Linked DNA regions of Mus musculus: region 2 is linked to region 1. Evidence: chromatin loops called from intact Hi-C (ENCODE). Cell type or tissue: heart. All regions are shown on one strand. Each heading gives the region's core, and the rest is flanking DNA. Links, peaks and the distances in the headings are about the cores only.

Evidence for each region. A loop is a pair of places that touch in the nucleus more often than their neighbours do. Peaks named below come from ENCODE experiments on the same cell type or tissue, not always from the same donor. Only the 100,000 strongest peaks of a DNase experiment are listed, where the experiment ranks them.
Region 2: it touches region 1 in a loop (4-fold over the local background); 5 of 42 quality-filtered maps call a loop at or near these places.

The regions. Positions count from the first base shown.
Region 1 is chr11:65,206,760-65,212,140 of GRCm38, reverse strand. All of the region lies in intron 5 of Myocd (myocardin), which reads left to right. Among named protein-coding and RNA genes, the nearest start is that of Arhgap44, 46 kb to the right of the region's middle. RefSeq lists an enhancer at 1,684-3,286. In heart, for the core only: no CTCF peak of the experiment used is centred there; a DNase peak (open chromatin) is centred at 2,600; H3K27ac peaks cover 4,521 bases.
Region 2 is chr11:65,300,935-65,306,315 of GRCm38, reverse strand. No RefSeq gene overlaps it. Among named protein-coding and RNA genes, the nearest start is that of Gm12295, 16 kb to the right of the region's middle. In heart, for the core only: CTCF peaks have their summits at 2,142 (motif pointing right) and 4,998; a DNase peak (open chromatin) is centred at 2,325; H3K27ac peaks cover 3,268 bases.

The DNA of each region.
Region 1 (5,381 bases), core at 191-5,190:
GTGCCCCCTTCTGAGCTTATGGGCCTCACAAGCAAATGGCCATACACTAGGAAATATCACAAGGCTGCCTGGAGTCCAGCTGTAGAAACAGCAGCTAGAGCCCTCACAGCAGCAGAGATGACCCAGCCATTCTCTGGCCCATTACTCCTGGGGACCACATTCCCTCTGTGGCAAGGCGGGGATGAGCTTGTGTGGTGTTTTCTGTCAGCCCCACAGCCTCTGTGTATTTCCTCTTCTTCGTGCACGTGCCGTTCCAGTTGTGTTTATACATTGTGGTTCTCTCTCCAGCTGTGTTTCTATGTTCCTCCCAGACTTGAGAGGCCTACTGGGACGTTGTCTCCCTCCCTCCAGGATTAATCAAAGCCTAAGATAGAATGATCTAGAACCTTTCTTAACACAAGCAAGGACATTTTGACAGTGAGCCTTCCCGCCTGGGCTTTTCCTACCACAGACTTTTCTTTCTTATTGGATGCCAGCTACTGATCCCCTGCCTGACTTGTGAGTGTCTTCTCTGAATATGGTTTTAGAGACTCCAGCTGGTCTCATTCTCATCTCTCTGGAATGGCATACTGTACAGGAAGACAAAGCTCAGGCTCTTGCGGCCACCACTCAGAGGACATCTGGTTGCCTATCATCCTTTTGTGAAAAACTTCATCATGTCAGGACATGGCTTATAACCAACATGATATTCATGGGACTGATAACTTCTCTACAGAATGCAGAATGGCCTTGTTATGTTTATGAGTGGTCGTTATTACTCAGATGTTCCTCAGTACTGAGAGCCCTGGGTTCTTCTCACATGTAAATAGTTTCTAATCACATGATCATTAAACAGTTTCTTCACAGGATGCCAGTATCCCTTAGCTCCAGAGGAAGCAGGGTTTTGTCCATAGGTTTGACTCCTGGCTTGAGGCAAACCAAACCCAGCTGGATTCCTCAAAGAGTGGGAGGACCCTGAGCTCCAGCTACAACTGAAAGGTTTCTAACCTTGTCTTTGGACTGGACCAGGTTTTCCATCTAAGTCAGCACTTCAGTTTCCATTCAACCAGTGTTTTAGAATATGTAGCTCTGTTGTCAAAAATAAATTCATTTTATCACCATAACCTTTAAATATAGAAACCAATGTGTGACCCACCAAGGCCATCCATTTCCAGCTGTCATGTATCTGAAGGCCTCTTTATTCAACATATCTTGGTCTGTGACCCACAGGCTTTACCTCAAAATCAACCTCTTCAGCTCACTCAGAACCCGGTCCATGTTCAGAGACCAAGGAGTTTTGACACTGATCATGCATTTTAAAGGCAGATATACAATAACAATGGCCCTGTGCCAGATGGTAGGGTTGTTTGCCTTGGCATGCCTTACTTTCTCACGGACAAAATTCTACCATTCCACAATGAGAAATCACTTCCAAAGTACAAACGATCCTTAGGGGAAAGAAATCCACCATGGCATGTATGTCAAATGTTTTTCTGAAGAAAAACTCTGGGAAAAGTAGGGTAGGATTCTAAAATGGGGGAGCTGGCAGATTTGGGGGAGAAAGGGTGGGTGCTGAGGGAAGAAAGTGGCCCTCCGATTCTGCAGGGCTGCCTGGTGACCTGAATGCCATCAGTCCTGCGGAACCCACCTCAGTACTGCTGAGAGATGGGCAGTTGGAGTTGAGGATATCTTGCAAGATCCCTGTGGGGTAGCAGGAGGTATTGACAGGTGACACAGGGACATTGAGTGGCTGTCCCATAAGGGAAGAAGGAGACCAGGGGAGTATATCATGTTCATACTGGATAATATTCTTTGACTCTAGTATTTGACCTCTAGAACTGACACGTAATACATATACATAGTAGCTAGCACTTCTGATTTATGAAGATCTGGTCAAGAGACACAAGAGGAGTTTCTGAGGTGTCACAGATCTGAGGAAAGGGAACCCTGGGTACCAGTTCACATCCATTTTATAATGAAGACTACTGATGTCCTTTGAGAGAAGTTGAGTTCTCTCAAGTAGAGGAACCACCAGGCCATAGACTATAGTATATTGTTGGATCTCATCAAGTCTCCTTGACAACAGGCAAGATTAAACAACATCTACATCTATGTGAATGACCTGTGGCACTCACCCTTGGAAAACAGATATTGCTTCATTTTCATTCTGAAGAATGTTAGGGATGGTCAGTCAGTCTGTCCCCAAATAAAAACAGCTCCCCTGCCCTTCAGGACACTAACTTGGAGGTAGAACATCAGGCGGTGCCCTCTCCCATTGCGCCCGACCCTTCCTTCATAGCCCTGGGTGCAGGTTCTAGGGAGAGAGTAACTAGGCCTCCAATTATCTCATTTAATCTTGGAATGTTAAACGTGCGTACACAGGAAAGTACAGCTGACTCATTCATCTAATCACTTCCAGGGAATGGGGGAGTTGAGGTCCCAAGGGGGCAGTGCCAAGAGCCAGTCCTGTGGGCATAGCCGGAGGATGATGTCAGGGCTTCTCAGAGCAGGTCCTTGTCATCACACTGCCTGACGTGTCTGGAGGGACAATAGCCAGCACTCTGCTCTCCAGCAGCTCCCAGCCAGCCTCTTGTCGTGGGAGATTGGAGCAGAGGCCCAGGGTCACAATGCAGTGCAATCAATGTGAATGTTCCACAGGGACACAGATAAGGTGACCAGAAGGTGACCTGTGTCCCTCTCTGCAGCAGCGTGGCTTGAACCAGCAAAGAGGGTGGCCTGCCCTGAACAAAGTTTCTCCTTACCCTAGGAAAGCTGACTCCTTGTTTTCCCAGAATGAGCCTCTCTGGACAAAAGAGTTTCCTCACCGTGGAGTTGCACTGGGCCTTTAAGAGGCTGACCACAAAATAAACTGCTTCCGGGGTGGTCCTTTTGTTTTTGATAATGGTAAACTTGAGAATGGCAGATGCTTCTAAACAAAAACAGTATCAGCCACCAGAATAGCTAGACATGACTGAAAAGTTCACGTCAGGCCGTGACTCGGTGCTGTGGGGATATTATTTCCTGAAACCTAGAGTGGTAGGTCCATTCATTATTCCCACTTTACAGAGGGGGAAACTGAGGCCCTCTGAAGTAATAGAACCAAGAAAAGAAAAGTGCCCCAAGTGTTTCCAACTCTAGAACCCATGAGGGCCTTAAGCGTCTTGTGAAAGTAGGTGGTGGTGGTGGTGGTGGTGGTGGTGGTGGTGGTGGTGGTGGTGGTGGTGGCGGCGGCAGCTCTGAGGGATTCCTCTGTAAGCCTGAAGAATTGCTGTGTGAAGGCTCCCTGTCCCTCCCTTCCTCTTCTGCCCAGAGAGTGACAAACCCAAACAACTTGCAACCCTGAAGGTGATGAAACTGGGGTGGCCCATATGATGGCACAGTCCTTAGTGGTCCTCAAATGTACCTGTTGGCAGAATCTGAGCTGGCCACATCATGTTGTCTGGGTACCAGACATCCATACCATCTGGGGCTGTGGCACTCACCCTGCTCCTTTGTGTGGATGTGAACAAGTTCTGAGTGCTCTGTTTCATGTACTTGTGACTTGTGGCTTAAGCGGGGAAACTCTGAGTTGGTAGGTTTGATGGTATAGGATGTGGATTCTAGAATAATTCTCTCCTCTAGCTAGTAGAGTTTCTTCTTTCCCTCACTACACCAATTCTGTTTATCGGTCCCTCTTGTGTCTCTTCCTCTCTCCACCACCATCCAAGTCCCTGCACCCTTCTGTTGTCCTGCCCATAGCTGACAGTCATTTCAGGTTCCACCCAAGCCCCCTCCTCTCCGGGAGTTCTTAGACAACTTTACATCACCAGCTCTTCTGTCTAACTGCTGTGGACACTCTCCAGGCCACATTTCTTTGACAGATTCTCTTATTATCCCAGGGAGATACACACACAACCTCTCTCCCTACTTTCAGCCTCTTTACCATATCTTATCTGATCACCTCTGCCCCTCTTGAAGTGTGAAAGGTGCAAGTGGAAGAAATAGCTGAGGACCTGCTCCCTTCAGACTTTAGGGGAAAAAATAGAACTGATTACAGAAAGTTGTTCCTCCATACCCACAGGGGCTTAGTGCCAGGATCCCTCACAGATGACATGCTCGGGATTCTCGAGTCCCTCCTGTGAAACGAAATACTATTCGCACATGATCCACGCTCATTCTCCCTTTATGTCAATCACCTATCTACTAGCTGCCATGCTTAATTCCACACAAACACTGTGTAATGCTATATGTACTGCAAGGGGAAGGGGGTAATAGCAAAAACAACGCCTGTAGATGTTCAGAACAGAAGCAATTTTGTCGGTCCTAGTCAATGCCAAGAATGTGGAACCTATAGACAGCAAGCTGATACCATCTATTCCCTTATTCTAGTGACCTGGCTTGAGGTCACCACTTGCCAGCGGGCAGTGCGTCAGGTCAATGGGGGCATCTTCAGTGTATGTGTACCGAGGCAGATCCTTTGCTTCCCTAGTGTGTTCTCCACCCTCCAACCGAGGCAGGCTGATGATTCTCCCTTAAATAACAAGTGGCTCCTCCCAAGGGCTTCGTGGCTAACAGGGAGGGTGGTTGGTTTAGCCACCTTCTTCTGTAAAGTGACTCTGGGGGTCCAAAGGCTGGGAATCCACTCCCAGTTCTGTCATGAAACAGTTGTAGAAAACAGAACTTTCCATATCCTCACCAGCCAGAGTGGAGAAAATGCTTGGCTCCCCATGGCTGTTTGAAAGCTCACAAATCTGCTTTATTCTAGTTGGCTCTGTTAGAGAAATCTGCGCCCTCCTCTCCCTTCCTCTTCCCCCTCCCCCTCCCCCTCTCTCGGTCTCTCTGTCTCTCATGCTCCCTTTGTCCTCCTCTTCCTGCTCCTTCTCTTCTTCCTCCTCCTCTTCTATTCCTTCCATTACACATAATTGCATCATTGTAGGATACAAAAAAACAAAAACAAAACAAAACAAAACAAAAAACCCACCATTCTTCTTCTTTCTCCCTGATTCTTCTAACATTCCTATCCACATGTTAGAATGTGGGACAATTTCACAATTCAGTTCATTTCTCCCTAATTTTTGCACATTCGGGATGCCATATTCTAGTTAAGTTATGGACACCTCTTTGTCACATGAAACATCAGACCACATAAAGAAGACCCAATCCCTTCATCATGAAAGAAATGGGAAGAGGCATGAGACAATGAGCTTCTCGGGGTGTTCTGGTGGGCAGAGAATACGGTGCTCCTGAGGGGCTGGTAGGATCACATGCAGGTGTGCAGCATCGGCTCAGGGCGTGAGCCAGCAGACCTCAGAGGCATGCTGTGGTCTCCCAGGTGGATTTCAACAGGGATAAAAACTAAATATAGGCATTACTTGTGACTAAAACTCCAATGATGTTTTTGAATGGGCTGAGTCGGCAACATA
Region 2 (5,381 bases), core at 146-5,145, 94 kb before region 1:
CGAAACCTTTGCATTACGGGGACTATTGACACTGGTTAGCTAGAGCTAAGAAATTGCCAGTAACTAAGAAGAGACTAGCATTATTAAGGTGAAATCTTCTGGGAAGTGTTTTCTGAGAGCACAAAGAGGCTGTGTTCCAGAGATAGTCAAGGTTGTATCTTGTGCTATGGCTGGACTGGGTAATGTGTAAGAGTCAACCAGATGGTACTGGCTTTGAAGCCATAAAGGAGTCATGAAGAACAGCTGAGGCTTGACATTATGAGAAGCCATGGAAGGCCATTGGTGAAAGTGCAGCCTTACTTGCAATTGATGGCCCAGGACTGAAGGGGTCATGCAAAGGAGTTGAGGCTTGGCACCATGAAGAGAGCCAATGTATGAGAGGCTATTGTTGAAACCTAGTTGCAATGGAAGACAGTGTTTTGGAGATGCCGGTACCATGAGGTGATCACCAAGAACAGCAGCAGCAGTGGAGTACAGGCGGCTGGAGCCTAGAAGACAAGGTGTGTGCTACAAAGGGGCAGGGCTGGAGAAGTGACCCAAGCCCTTGGAGGAGGCCAGAAGATCATGAGTAGAACCCAGACATTGGACAGTAAGAATTTGATTTTGCTTTTGATTGTGACTGTGCCCTGATAGTTTTCCCTCTTGAAGTAAGTAAGAAAGTATTTTAGTGGAGCTCACAGTTAAGAGACTTGGAACTGTAAAAAGACTTTGAACTTCAAAAAAGATTGGATATTTTAAAGGGATTGAAATTTTAATATGTAAGCATTTGTAAAGACTGTGGGACTTTTAAAGTTATTTAGACCTTGAGGATGAATAAGAAAATAAGGGTTGAGGGTTAATAGTGATACGTTTGTATGTCAAGTTGACAAGGGGTCAATTGTACTGGCTGCTTTGGTGTGTCAACTTGATACAAGCTGGAGTTATCACACAGAAAGGAGGCTCCCTTGAGGATATACCTTCATGAGATCCAGCTGTAAGGCATTTTCTCAATTAGTGATCATGGTGGGAGGGTCTAGCCATTGTAGGTGGTGGCATCCCTGGGCTGGTAGTCCTGGGTTCTATAAGAAAGCAATCTGAGCAAGCCAGGTGAAACAATCCAGTAAGCAACAATCCTTCATGGCTTCTGTATCCACTCCTGCCTCCAAGTTCCTGCCCTGTGTGACTTCCTGTCCCGACTTCCTTTGGTGATGAACAGCAATGTGGAAGTGTAAGCTGAATAAACCCTTTCCTCCCCAACTTGCTTCTTGCCCATGATGTTTTGTACAGGAATAGAAACCCTGACTAAGACAGATGGTAAGATAGCTCAGTCAGTTAAGTGTCATTATGTAAGCATGAAGGCCCTGACTTGACCCCTGCACCACATAAAAATCTGGACGTGGTGATGTGTGGGTGTTTTTGTCAATCTAAGCATTAGGAAGACAGAGATGGGAGGATAGCCAGGGTTCACTCAAACACACACATTCGAATACACACACACACACAATCACTTTAAAGAGTAAAATTTTAATTTCAGCATATCTGAGTTTGAGTGTTAAATAGTCAAAGATCTGTGAAATGATCAAGCAAATCCCTCCACAGGACAATGCTGTGGTCTTGACATTTGTACGAACTGCAGTTCAAAACTTTTCATATTTGACTCCCTTGTTTGCACAGCACTGGACATGCTCAGTGCTTAGCAGCATGCAGGTGCAGTGTGGACCACACTGGACGGCAGGAATTCGTAGGGTTGTAAGGGTGGGCAGCAATAAATAAAAGTGTCAAGAAGACCCTGCGGAATGGAACTGGGGACAGAGCCTGCCAAGATATAGAGGAAGAAACTTCCAAAAAAAAAGAAAAAATTCTATAGGTGCCAACAGTCCAGGAAGTGGAGTTGCAAACAAAGATGTACATATGACCTTCAAAGGAGTGACCTTGAGGAGGACTCCTTTCTCAAGCCAGGGCCTCAAGGAATGTATGAGGGACACAAGGTTCCCAAAATATGCATTGCTGCCCCTTTCTGGTGCTCATTAGCACAAAACGAGATCCATCTCCTTTATGAGCAATAAGGGACAGGAGCTGAGCTCTCTAAGTGTGTATTCAGAATGTGGGTCCTTCTGGCTTTGCAATGACAACACTCAAGAGAAAGTGCAGAACAGGGTGAATTTCTGCCTACTCTGTGACAGCAGAGGGTGCTGCACCCTCCCCCCCACCCCCTCTAACAGGGTTCATGGTGGCCCTGTGCATTTAGCCTATCTCAATGTTATTTTCTGCTCGCAGTTTTCTGGACAGCTGACACCCTTGACAGTGATAAGAGAAGAGGGTTCCCAAATGGTGCTGTACAGTCCGCTCAGAGCCAAGCAAATACACGAGAGCCTGCCTTATCTCTCCTGTTTCTCAGGGGAAGTGACACAGGCATGAGAGCTGCTGAACAATGTCAACCAGGGACAGAGCATCTGGTGAGACCAAATGGCAGCTAGCTAGATGGCATCTTAAGTGGGCCCTATGCTCTGTGGCTTAAGAGGGACCTGAAATGCATGAAAGGAGATTGAGGGACAAATGGCCCTAACTCAATACATATGGAAGACCCCTTGTATCCACACCCTGCATAGTGTGGAAAGTGCCTACTGTGCGTGAGTATTGCTGAAATGAATGGGAAAAAAAATAGATGGGTAGAGATAAAACACAGAAACAGACCTGTTGGCTGGGATGACTAACTGAGATTTGTTTTTTATTTCTTGCATCAAAACTCCCTTTATTAATTTTTACTCATTAGAAGTTATGGGATAGAGGGCAAGCAAGATGGCCCAGGGAGTCAGAGCACTGACTGCCATAACTAATGAGCTGAATTTAATTCTCAGGACCCACAGAGTGGAGAACCAGCAAGTTGTCCTCTGACCTGCACCAGCATGTCACAGTGCGTGTGCATGGCTACACACAAATAAATACGAGTTGTGAAACAAACAGAGTTTATACTTTTTAAAGTTTCCCCCTATCTAGGCCTTAAGCTCGTCTGTTGTCTGGGTTTTCCCAAACAGGTCTTGACAGATTGACTGTGATGTGATATGCCTGGGCCCCTGATTCACCCAGTCCCCTGAACTGAATCTCTATAAAAACGAAGTTCAGCCATGAGAGAGAAAGAAATTCTTTCATTTGCAGCCATGGGATGAACCTGAGGACAGCAGTTTCGTGAAGTCATCCTGACCTGCTAAAATAAATTGTGCAATGTGCTCATGGCTACATGGGATCTAAAGATGGCAGATTCATCAAAACAGAAGGGATGGTGGAAGCAGGGCTAAGAGATTTGGAGAGATGTCTGTGAGAGGAGAGAGAAGAAAAAGTTCAAGAGATTCGTGGTACACAATACAGACAATGGCGCATTGTACCTAAGATTACTGAGTGTAGGCCCACAGTCCTCTCTCCACAGAAATCAGTGCATGCTGTGAGAGGAATTAAGCCATTGGACACATGCAAGTGTTTCAAAATACCATGTGTATAAATTCTGTCAACTAAAACATTCTATAAGAATGAGAGGGTGCCTTCCTTCTTCACCGGCTGTCCCAGAAACCTCACTCAGAAGTACTCTCCAAAGATACGTACTGAAGGAAGTTCCAAAGACAGCCTGAACTGCAAGGCAGGAGAACCCTTGCAGAGAAGAGGAGCTGCCTGTGTTAGGTTTTAAAAGGGAGACCCTGAAAATATTTTCAGAGTCACCTTAGAAAGAAACTGTAGGCAGGGCAGGAAGCTATTTTACAGTTCTTCAGCTGGCTCTAGATTTTTCAATTTAGGGGTGTGTGTGTGTGTGTGTGTGTGTGTGTGTATGTGTTCAAAACTGCCTATCCTCAGAGATTTAGATGACCCACCCAATTTGGTCTTTCGTTTGTTTGTCTGTTTTTTGTTTTTAATGTTTCAAGACAGAGTTTCTCTGTGTAGCCCTAGCTGTCCTGGAACTTATTCTATAGATCAGGCTGGCCTTGAACAAAACAAAAAACCAAAAACAAAAAAAACAAACAAAAAAAAAAATCTGCCTGTCTCTGCCTCCTGAGCACTAAGGATTAAAGGTGTATGCTGCCACTGCCTCTACCCTATATCTGACTTGAGATTTGTCAGTTCAGCCCTACCCTTCCCACTAACATTGAGTACCAGGGTCACCCAAAATCACAGCTGTTAGGGAGAGAGAGAGAGAGAGAGAGCACTGAGGTTGAGCTCTTCTGTCCTAAAGATGGGTCTCTTGACGTTCTAGTCACACTACATCTCCTGGCCATCCAGATCCCACATCTATGATGTTCTCAGGGAGAAAGCAGAACCAGTTACATCTTTTCCTTCAGGTAGAAGGTTTTTGGTGTGTCCAGTGCTGAGCTCTCTACCCATCAGCCCTGACTAAGGAATGGGGCTACCTCCAGAAGCCAGCGTTCTGCCCCAGCTTGAAAGAGCACAGCCGGTAGGATAAAAGGAACAACTCCATTTGGGAGGGGCCTTGAACCCCATCTCTACCTCTCTAACAACAGCACATCTCCCATGAGTGAAGCTCATACTAGTAGCCAATGCGTGTTGACTGGTCCCCACTCTGTCATCTGGACCACAAAGCTAGATGGTCTCTGTCGCTTACATATACAATGGTTTTAACAACTTATATGCAAATTTGATCACTTTTGCCAGGGAAAAGAAGGAGCCATATAATAATACACCCAAGTCAAAGCTCACCAGATCTACCAGGATTGGTTCATTTAATAGCATCTGGAATCTTTGAAAGATAAGGCTGCCCCACTAAGGGCTAGAGAGTAGCCATGCCTTCAGTGATATTTTAATGCACACGCTTAGGGGCTGGCCCCTGTACGCAGTATTAGAATCCTCTGCTCCCTTATTCTCTTCTGTGGGTTTTTTGGTTTTGTTTTCATTTTTTATTTTTCCCTGTCTAGGGCTCAGAATGACTCTGGAAGAACTTGTAGCTTCCTGTGTTTTCTGACTGGGTCCCTTACCACTGTCTTTGCAAATGGCATTTCCATTAACATTTCTATTTCTGGCCATTAGGGGCACCTAAAGATTTCCCACCAAGATTGACAGCCACTATTTTAAGAAAGTGCTTTTAAAAAGCCAGTGCTTTTGCTAAGTTTAAATCTGACTTTCTCAGGGGATGCTTAAAAGAAATACACAGTTTGTTTGTTTTTTTTTTAAGAACCTTTGCAAGTTCAAAATAACATTCCAGAAGGAGTCACTAGAAAAACATTCAAGGGAAGAGAAAAAAATTGTTTTCGTTTGTAGCAGACCTGGCTTCATCCAAATGTTCTATTTGTTTTTTACTGCAGAAAAGTCAAGTAGCCATAAGACTTGGTGATAACCGAAAGAAAAATGTGTGAATGCCTCTCATAGCTAGAATATTTATGGAAGAGGGAGGAGCCAAAGCT